Regions from separate parts of the Homo sapiens genome. Here region 2 is linked to region 1. A link is an interaction called in ENCODE POLR2A ChIA-PET data of the cell type or tissue named here. Cell type or tissue: GM12878. All regions are shown on one strand.

Evidence for each region. Peaks named below come from ENCODE experiments on the same cell type or tissue, not always from the same donor. Only the 100,000 strongest peaks of a DNase experiment are listed, where the experiment ranks them.
Region 2: POLR2A ChIA-PET joins it to region 1 with 5 read pairs; 4 of 35 experiments call an interaction of 5 or more read pairs at or near these places.

The regions. Positions count from the first base shown.
Region 1 is chr10:71,922,636-71,927,635 of GRCh38, forward strand. No RefSeq gene overlaps it. Among named protein-coding and RNA genes, the nearest start is that of CHST3, 39 kb to the right of the region's middle. In GM12878, no CTCF peak of the experiment used is centred here; no DNase peak of the experiment used is centred here; H3K27me3 peaks cover 120 bases.
Region 2 is chr10:72,226,575-72,231,574 of GRCh38, forward strand. ANAPC16 (anaphase promoting complex subunit 16) reads left to right here. Exons shown (of 4, transcript NM_173473.4): 3 at 3,792-3,866. Among named protein-coding and RNA genes, the nearest start is that of ASCC1, 13 kb to the left of the region's middle. In GM12878, no CTCF peak of the experiment used is centred here; no DNase peak of the experiment used is centred here; H3K27ac peaks cover 557 bases.

The DNA.
Region 1 (5,000 bases):
CCAGGCTGGTCTCGAACTCCTGACCTCAGGTGATCCCTCCACCCCGGCCTCCCAAAGTGCTGGGATTACAGTCGTGAGCCATGGTGCCTGGCCGAACAGTCACTAACACTAAAAAAGAAAAAAAAAAAAAAAAAACCTGACAAATAGAGCCAGAGAAGGCCATGAAGAGATGGTTCTCATGCTTGTATGCCTGATAACAAAAATTATCACAAAAGACTGCAAAACCACAGCCTTGCAGAAAGGCCAATCACAACCTTACACAAAAAGTCTTTCTGCAAGGACATCTGCCTGGCAACTGCCTGTCCAAACTTGAACTGGCGTCACCATGTTACTGATCTTTGTAGCCAAGGATAATTATTTCAAGACCATTATGTAATCCTCCTCATTTTTCCCTTAGAAACCTCTGTCTTCTTTTACCTCCCTGAATACCCGCATAGTTTACTATGGCTGCATATTCCCAAAGCAATGCTCCATTTCCAAATATATTCCTTTTCTTTTGGAGAGCATCTCTCCGTTATTTAGGTTGACACATCTCAAAGTTATCCTGATCAGGTGACAAGGGAGCTGGAAATTCTATGGCTCCCCACTTGCCAGCTGTTGACAAAAATCTGCCCCAGGAGAGCGTGAATTCCCAGGTACTTCCAGGGCTCCCTCCTGAGCACGGGCCAGGCAGGTGATGCAGCCCAGGACAGTCCTTCAACAAAGAGACGCAGACGCTGGCTGTAGGGGGTGGAGCACACTGGGAGAGGGTGGCCCAGAAGTGAAGGGAGCAGGAAGGAAAGATCTCATCTGCTCCAGAGTTCACCAGGTTCTCTCTCATTGTACGGAGGAGGAAACTGATGCTCAGAGAAGGCAAGTCACTTGCTTAAGGTCACACAGTTAGTTAATAGAAGAGGCAGGCCTGGGACCAACTCCCCTGGCTCCAAGTCCTGTGAGTTTCCCATTTTACTCAGATGTTTCTCATCACGTTCCCACCCTGAGCTGCTGGAAATCAGGGAGGTGAAAGAAGAGAAAGCCAAGAGGAGACAGGCAATGCTTGGACAAGCCATTGGTGTGTCTGGCTCCAACTGACACACCGGCTCTGCACACAGGAGGTGTTCTAGAAATGCTCAGAGAGGCCAGGCGCAGTGGCTCACACCTGTAATCCCAGCACTTTGAGAGGCCGAGGTGGGCAGATCACGAGGTCAGGAGTTCGAGACCAGCCTGGCCAACATGGCAAAACCCCATCTCTACTAAAAATACAAAAATTAGCCGGGCATAGTGGCACATGTCTGTAATCCCAGCTACTCGGGAGGCTGAGGCAGGAGAATTGTTTGAACCCAGGATGCGGAGGTTGCAATGAGCTGAGATCGCGCCATTGCACTCCAGGCTGGGCAACAACAACAAAACTCCATCTCGAAAAAAAAAAAAAAAAGGGAAACGCTCAGAGAACTTGCTGGCCAATGTGCACATCCTCCAAACGCACCAGACCAGTGAGTGCACAGAAGTCAGAGGGGCAGAGGCGAAGCTGGAGCACAGAGCACTTGGTTTTGCTCCGTGTTGCAGAATCCCAAGCAGGGAGGGTGCTCAGAGCTATGGCACCATGCCCTTGATGTGTGGAAGGGGAAACTGAGGCCTTAAGAGATAATAGACACCCAAGGCTGTGTGGATCAGTGAGCAGGCCAGAGTCTGGTCTGTGGAGTCCCATGTGGTCACCGTTCCCTTAGGTCCCCCAGGACTGGGCACCGGCTGGTTATTTCTAGAATCAGATAACTCATGTCCCCTCCTCTCCATCTGCCTGGCCCTGCTCACACCTTGTTCATCTCTCTTCTAGAGCATCACAGGTCCTGAGGGCCTCCGTTCCTCTAGTTCTCCTCCTGCAATCCAATCCTCTCGCTGTCTACAGAGCACCACTCTGTGGGGCACTTGGACTTTCTGTCTCTCAGGCACTCCCCATTTCACACCTTACATTTCAACCCTGAAACTCTTGCAGTTCCCGCAGTGAGACCTGCTTTACTGCCCACCAGTCTGCCTGCTCCAAGGTCCCTGTTCTTATCTGTCTTGGTCCCAATGTATCCCCAATATTTGGTCCAGTGCTTGGTCTGTACGAGATATTTGTCAAACTTTTGATGAATGTGGGGCCAGCTTCGTGAGTGTGCGACCTGTGCAACTGCACAGGGCCCTGGGCTTAGAAGGGCTTTGCACTTGTATGCTCTGCTGATGCTGTCTTGAAGTTCTTAATAATTTGAACAAACATACCTGCATTTTCATTTTTCACAAGGCCCTACAAATTATGTGGCTAGTCCTACATGATGAATGAATGAATGAATGAATGAGTGAATGAATGAATGCCTCTGTGTCTTTGCACATGCTGTTCCCTTTTCACCAGGGACACCGATTCCAATCTTATTTGGTTAAGGTCCCGGCACACTAAAGATGCTCTCAAGAAAGGACAGAGGACAGAGATGTGGGCAGGGTTGGGGGTAACATGGGATGGGAACCATCTAGGGACTAGCACTTGGGGTAAGCTTGGAGGCCTTTGGGGCAAGAAGAGGTAGGGGGCTACTGGAGCCAGGGAGAGCTGGATCCAGGGAGGAGTAAATATTCCCACCTCTCTCACCTCCCTGCTTCCATCTTCTGCCAGTGCGTTTCATAGGCTGAGTCCAGCTAGAAGCCAGAGGATAGGGCCCAGGTAATGCCGCCTGTAGAGGCCCAGCCCTTTGGCATAGAGCAAGCTGAGAAGCGCAGAGAGTGGATGGGGTGTGAAGGAGGCAAATGGAATCACCATAAAACCTGTGTTAAGCATCCTTCCCCTGCAAAGCCTTCCGTGGTGTCCCTGGGTATAAGGGGATTCCTCTCCCTGCGTCTCACACAATGACAGTAGCAGTAAGTGTCTCACACTCTGTGCCAGCCCTGTGCTAAGTACCTATGCTGTAGAGTCCGTTATTGTCCCATCTTACAGATGAGGAACCTGAGACGCAGAAAGGTCACAGCCAGCATATGGCGGAACTGGCATTTGAGCTCAGGGCTGCCTGAAGCTGAAACCCCTGTTTTTTTTTTTTTTTTTTTTTTGAGACAAAGTCTCTCGGCTCATCGCAACCTCCGCCTTCCAGGTTCAAGCAATTCTCATGCCTCAGCCTCCTGAGTAGCTGGGACCACAGGCACACGCCACCACACCCAGCCAATTTTTTGTAATTTTTGTTTTGTTTTGTTTGAGATGAAATCTCACTCTTGTTGCCCAGGCTGGAGTGCAGTGGCACGATCTTGGCTCACTGTAACCTCTGCCTCCCCGGTTCAAGTGATTCTCCCGCCTCAGCCTCCCAAGTAGCTGCGATTACAGGCGCCCGCCACTACGCCTGGCTAATTTTTTGTATTTTGGTAGAGACGGCATTTCGCCATGTTGGCCAGGCTGGTCTTGAACTCCTGACCTCAGGTGATCCACCCTCCTTGGCCTCCCGAAGTGCTGGGGTTACAGGCATGAGCCACCGCATCCGGCTGAAGAAAATATTTTTTTTTTTTTTTTTTTTTTTTTTTTGAGATGGGATCTCACTCTGTCGCCCAGGCAGGAGTGCAGTGGCGCGATCTTGCCTCACTGCAACCTCTGCCTCTTGGCGATTCTCTTGCCTCAGTCTCCTGAGTAGCTGGGATTACAGGCGCCTGCCACCATGCCCAGCTGCTTTTTGTATCTTTAGCAGAGACAGGGTTTCACCATGTTGGCCAAGCTGGTTTCAAACTCCTGACCTCAAGTGATCCGCCCACCTCAGCCTCCCAAAGTGCTGGGATTACAGGCATGAGCCACTGTGCCCAGCGAAGAAATTTTTAAACAGGTAAAAAACTAAAAGGAATTGTCTAATGAGCCCAACATACCCATCATCAGCTTCAACAATGATCACTACAAGGCACAGGTTTCATCCACACTTCCACCCACTCCCACCCACCCATGCCTCCCTCTCTTCAGAGTGTTTGGAAGGGAATCCCACACATCAGGCACATCATTTTAACTGTATTTCCGCACATAACTCTATACGGCAAAGGCTCCTTTTCACAAAAACAGAACCACAATATCATTATCACACCTATACAATGTAACGACAGTTTCTTAAATCATCAAATATGCCATCAAAATTCATATTTCACCAAATTATTTTATAAATCTTTAAAAAAATACAGTTTGTTTGAATCAAGATATAAAGTCCACGCATTGTTTTTATTTTTATTTATTTATTTGTTTATTTATTTTTGAGTCAGGGTTTGGCTCTGTCGCCCAGGTTGGAGTGCAATGGCATGATCTCGGTTCACTGCAACCTCCGTCTCTCAGGCTCAAGCAATCCTCAGGTGCACCCCACCATGCCCGGCTAATTTGGGTATTTGTTGTACAGATGGGTTTTCACCATGTTGCCCAGGCTGGTCTCAAACTCCTGGCCTCAAGTGATCAGCCCACTTCAGCCTCCCAAAGTGCTGGGATTACAGGTGTGAGCCATCGCACCCGGCCGAAGTCCACACATTGTGTTTGCCTAATATGCCTGTGTTGTAAATGGGCTGTAAGCCCCTCTCATGGAGCCTTTGAGTATCATCCCAAAATGAACTACGAAATCTCACTTGGAGAGGCATATGCAGTGGAAGGGTTTATATTCACAGGTCCTGGAGACAGGAGATACACCATGCCACATGGAGGGCGACTGGGAAGCAGCTCCCAGGATCCACTGAGCAGGTGGGGAGCTAAAAGGCATAAAGATTTCATTGTGTGTTGAGTGGCCCTAAGTCGCAGTTATGGGGGTTGTGGAATAAGGAGAGAGGGACTTATGGGAGGGACCAGCCTTCCCACACTGGGGCACCTGGCCACCTGGCCACCTGGGTGGGGTGTTCACAGCCTGTTTGTGAGGATGTTGAAGCTTCAGGAAAATACGAAGTTTTTCAAATATATAATACAGTATCCCTTAGGTTTCCTTTTTTTCCCCTTCAATCTTGTTTATTCTGTAAGTTTCCCTTATATCTCTTCTTTTTTTTTTCCTTATAATTTC
Region 2 (5,000 bases), 300 kb after region 1:
AGGTGGGAGGTTCACCTGAGCCTGGGAGGTGGAGGCTGCAGTGAGCTGTGATCGCATCACTGCATTCGAGCCTGGGTGATGGAGACCTTGTCTCAAAAAAAAAAAAAGAAAAGAAAAGATACAAACTATAGTTGGCCTTGGGGGTGATGAATAATCAGAAATAATAAAAAGAGTTACGGGTTAAGCCCAAAATCATTTGTGACAGGAAACCACGGGGGGACTCTGGGACCATAGAGCTCCCTAGGATTGGTTTGGGTTATGACTAGTGGTGAGGTAGATGACCAGGTAGCATATGTAATTAGTGATACATGTACTTCTCTCTTTGCCTTTTTATTTTCTTTAATTGTGTTAACTAAATACTCAAGTTAGTATCACTGAGTCTGGTTAGAAGTAGTGAACAATTGGGGCCCTGTTACCATATTTGGTGCTAAAACTATATTATGACTTCATTTATATGCAGCAAAGACCTAGTATTAAGGAAGTTTCCCACAAAACAAATCAAAAATGGGAGACACTTAAATTGCTTAATGAGTTTTATAGCAGCAGAAGAATCCATATTCAACAATGGAGCTCTAAGATTAAAGTCATTTAAATTCTAGCTATAAGAGGAATTTAATACAGGAGGTACCTCCACAGTCTCAAAGCTATCAGCATTCTTTGTCAGTATACATCAAATTATGTGGAGATATTGAAGAAGAAAGGCTTCTGAGATTAGTCTGAATGTTGATGTTCTAACGAGTTATAGATCTATCCATTTTTATTCCATCTCAATATGCTTCATGGAGAAATGTGTTGTGTTTCTGTTGTAGGATACATTTATATTAAGTATAAATACACAGTGCACAGTTTTGATTGTGTTTCTTACATTTCAAGTTTTACCAATAATCTTAAATCTTAAAAAGATTAAGATAATCTTTAAAAATCTAAAATCTTAAGAATATAAAGAGTATTACACTTAAAGACTGAAAAATAATGTAGAGATGGCAACCCCTAAACCCATTTAATATTCTTGGTCAAATCAAGAATATTAAATTGAGAAGAGTACTCTGAAATGTAAGGATGTTGGATTTGGAAGCATTTTCTACCATGTTTATAGGTGATACTATTCTATTATACAATAAATCTAACACACATGTACCTGACCAATAATAGTTTAATAGAATATGAAAATAGAGGCCGGGCACGGTGCCTCACGCCTGTAATCCCAGCACTTTGGGAGGCCGAGGTGGGCGGATCACCTGAGGTCAGGAGTTCGAGACCAGCCTGACCAATATGGTGAAACCCCACCTCTACTAAAAATACAAAAAAAAAAAAAAAAAGGCATCGTGGTGTGTGCCTATAGTCCCAGCTACTCAGGAGGCTGAGAGAATTGCTTGAACCCAGGAGGCGGAGGTTGCAGTGAGCCGAGATCATGCCACTGCCCCCCAGCCTGGGCGACAGAGCGAGACTTGGTTTAAAAAAAAAAAAAAAGGATATGAAAATAGAGCAGGAAGGGTTGCCTGTCAAGAGTAAGGAACAAAAGCAGTTAGGAATCAAGGATGGATGCTGTTTTTAATCTCAAAAGGTTCAACTTGATGTTACATCCTTGTGAGTCTAGGATAGTAAACCCAAATCACCTGTAGTTAACCTTGTGAATTAACTTTTTTGTGCCTCTGCTCTCTGATAACAGACACCTCACATAAGCAGCATACAGCAGTTTGCAGCATTCTCCTGCCCTTGGCCAAAATTGTCCTCACCCAGTTATTACTGAGCACATTAGAAACTGCCTTCCAGCCCATCAGTGGCTGTATTTTAGAGACATTGTAGCCACTGAAGTATAAATTATCTGGCATTGTCTAATTGCCTACTGTGAGGTAATATTCTTTTTAATGTATTTGTTACCATCCTTATTTATTGGAGTTGGCTATGGTGTTAGATTTGGGTAATTTACTAAACTTTTCCCTGTTTATGACCTGTGCTTGTCCCTGACAAGGAAAGCTGATGTATTGCTACCTGCTGTGTTACAAAGGGTTTGATTACAGTTTCTAAATGGAAGAGATTGCCCCCAGCTGACTCCGTTCTGGAGCAATTCCAGGCTTTAGACTGGTACTGATACCACATCTAATAGGATGTGGCTAAGAAGCAATTGGACTTGGACGTTAATAGGGAGCTGCAAATCAGCAAAAGTGTGTTCCACAGGCATATAGTGTGGTGGAGTGAAATGCAGAGGTTCCTTTTTGAAAGTTTAGCTTATATCCTTTTGCTTTGAAGTTCATTACCAAGGAAAATATGCAAATATCACAACTTAACTATTTTATCCTAATGGTGCCTGTGATTAAATGCAAGTGAGAGGTGGCACTTTCAGGAGCTTCCATATACATCTTGGCCTGATCCTTATAGCCTATAATTCCCACTGCCTTGTGTGTAATCCTAAAGTTCAGGATCAAACCATCTGGGAGGTAAACTCTAATTGTCTATGCTTTCCTCTTTCTAAAATAAAATATGAGTTATAATTGGACTTTTTAAGCAAGAATATGAATAGGATAATGACTGCTGACATTCAAACCCCTTTTTTTTTTGAGACTGAGTTTGAATTTACAGAATGTAACACTGTCTCTGAAGAATACAAAAAGTATACATCCCAATAATTATACTTTCATTTTTTTCTTTTTCTCTTTTTTTTTTTTTTTTGATCACTTTGAAGATGATATTGGAAGGATGCCCTCTTGGTTATATATTCAAGCTCTTTGGATACAGTATCTATAGTTGTTTTTTTTTTTAATTGGTTATTGTGACTTCTGAAATAAGGTTTCCTTTGTGTGAAACTCAGCATGAGGCCAGAATGTGTTAGTCCTGTCTGCTTGCCATGTAATACCTGGCCAACACAACAACCCATGATTGATGGGTGAATGCTTGAGGCCTAGTAGTGCTAACGTGAAGTACTGCCTGAAAAAGGACAGCTGTGTCCTCTCTCCCCGTTTGTTTTAGGATTTTCGCAATAAGGTACATCCCCCAAATGGTTTCTGCTACCTTTTTAAAAATCAAATGTTTCTACGTGAGCTGTAAATTTTTGAGAATATGTTTTGCTGTATCAGCCCTTGCCTGACAAGGAATAACATGAACTAGCTTATGTTTCATGATCATCTTCCAAGTGCTGTGGCAACTGAGTTGGCCACTTCTTGTTGGCAGTTCTTGGCACCAGTACAATTCTAGGTTCTGAACTTGCACCATACTCTTATCGTCATCCAAATTGCAGTGTTTTGGTTCAGTTGGAAAATCAAGGTTACAGTTTGCGTTCACAGAATGAAATTTCCCAGCAGTGTTCTGTGATTGTCAGAGTGATGTAATTTGATATATTAAAAATCAACAATTTTTTCCTCAGCTTTGTTTTTTAGACTGAAAATGATTTGGAGTTTTGGTGAACCTTTATATTTTGACACTACAGGAGCCAGCCACAAGGCCAAATGTGTCAGCTGCCAGTGTTTGCTTGACATACAGGAGAACATTAAGGAACTCTCAGGTTGGGAGGAGGGAAGTGTTGACCAGGACATCAGACGGAGGTTTCTTGTTTTTGTTTTTTTAAACACTATTTTTAAACTCTTAAGTAGAGGGACTATTTTAATATTCTAGGTATAGAATAAATAGCTTTTATAACAGTCTTAGTTCTAAATGAAGCAGAACCCGTCTTTGTAAACACTGAGAACTAGACCCTGAATGTACAAGCAGGGAAAAGAATAGACAAGTTTACTTGGTTTATCAGAAGCCATAAAACCTTTAGAGCAGATTAAAACCTTTTCTCCTTTTGTTTGTAGATGGCTCTGAGAGATTCCTCTGCGAATCTGTTTTTAGCTATCAAGTGGCATCCACGCTTAAACAGGTGAAACATGGTAAGCACATGAGTGTTGCGTACTTGACTGTGAGAATAAATTTGCTAGGGGGTGGATGAGGCTGTGACAAAAATCCCCAAACTCAGCAAGGCTATTTTAGTGGACTTCCTAAATTAAAGAACATTCTAGGTCTTAATCTAGTCATAATGTCCACATTGAGGCTTAAGGTTGGGGCCGAGTGCAGTGGCTCACGTTTGTAATCCCAGCACTTTGGGAGGCTGAGGCGGGTGGATCACTTGAGGTCAGGAGTTTGAGACCAGCCTGGCCAACATGGTGAAACTGCATCTCTACAAAGAAAAAATTAGTCAGGCATGGTGGCGCATACCTGTAGTCCCAGCTACTTGGGAGGCTGAGGTGGGAAGATCACTTGAGCCCGGGAGGTTGAGGCTGCAATGAGCCGGAATCACAGCACTGCACTCTAGCCTGTGCAACAGAGACCCTGTCTGAAAAACAAAAAAAGTTGGTCCTCCAGGGAGTCAGTGCTTCCTGCTCCTCTTGTGTTACTTTTTCCTCTCCTGTCTGAAACCTCCTTTTACTGTTGTCCTCCACTGGTTACCATCATCATCTTCAAGTATTTGTACGATACCTCCTGGTCTGTCTATACTCTAACATCCTGATAACACTTTTTCTGTTACATTAGGCCTCACCAGGCCTTCATTTCTGCATCAACAAACTGTGTTCCCCCTCCAGACCATTTCTCCATTGAAACTTTATGTAGGGGGAAAAGCTGTAATTGCCTCTAACCCTAGGATTTTAGTCCACAAATCACTATGGCATAGAGGATGAGTACTTTTTTTAGGAACAGAGCACATCCAGGCCGGGTGCAGTAGCTCATGCCTCTAATCCCAGCACGTTGGGAGGCTGAAGCAGGAAGACTGCTTGAGCCCAGGAGTTCAAGACTGACCTGGGCAACATGGTGAAACCCCATATCTAAAAAAAGAAAATACAAAAATTAGTGGAGAATGGTGGTGCATGCCTGTGGTCCCAGCTACGTGGGAGGCTGAGTTGGGACGATCGCTTCAGCCCAGGAGGCATACTCCAGCCTTGGTGACAGAGTGAGACCCTGTCTCTGGAAAAAAATAGGGCACATCCTGAAAATGTGATCATTTTATTTTAAAATGACTTTTATTTTTT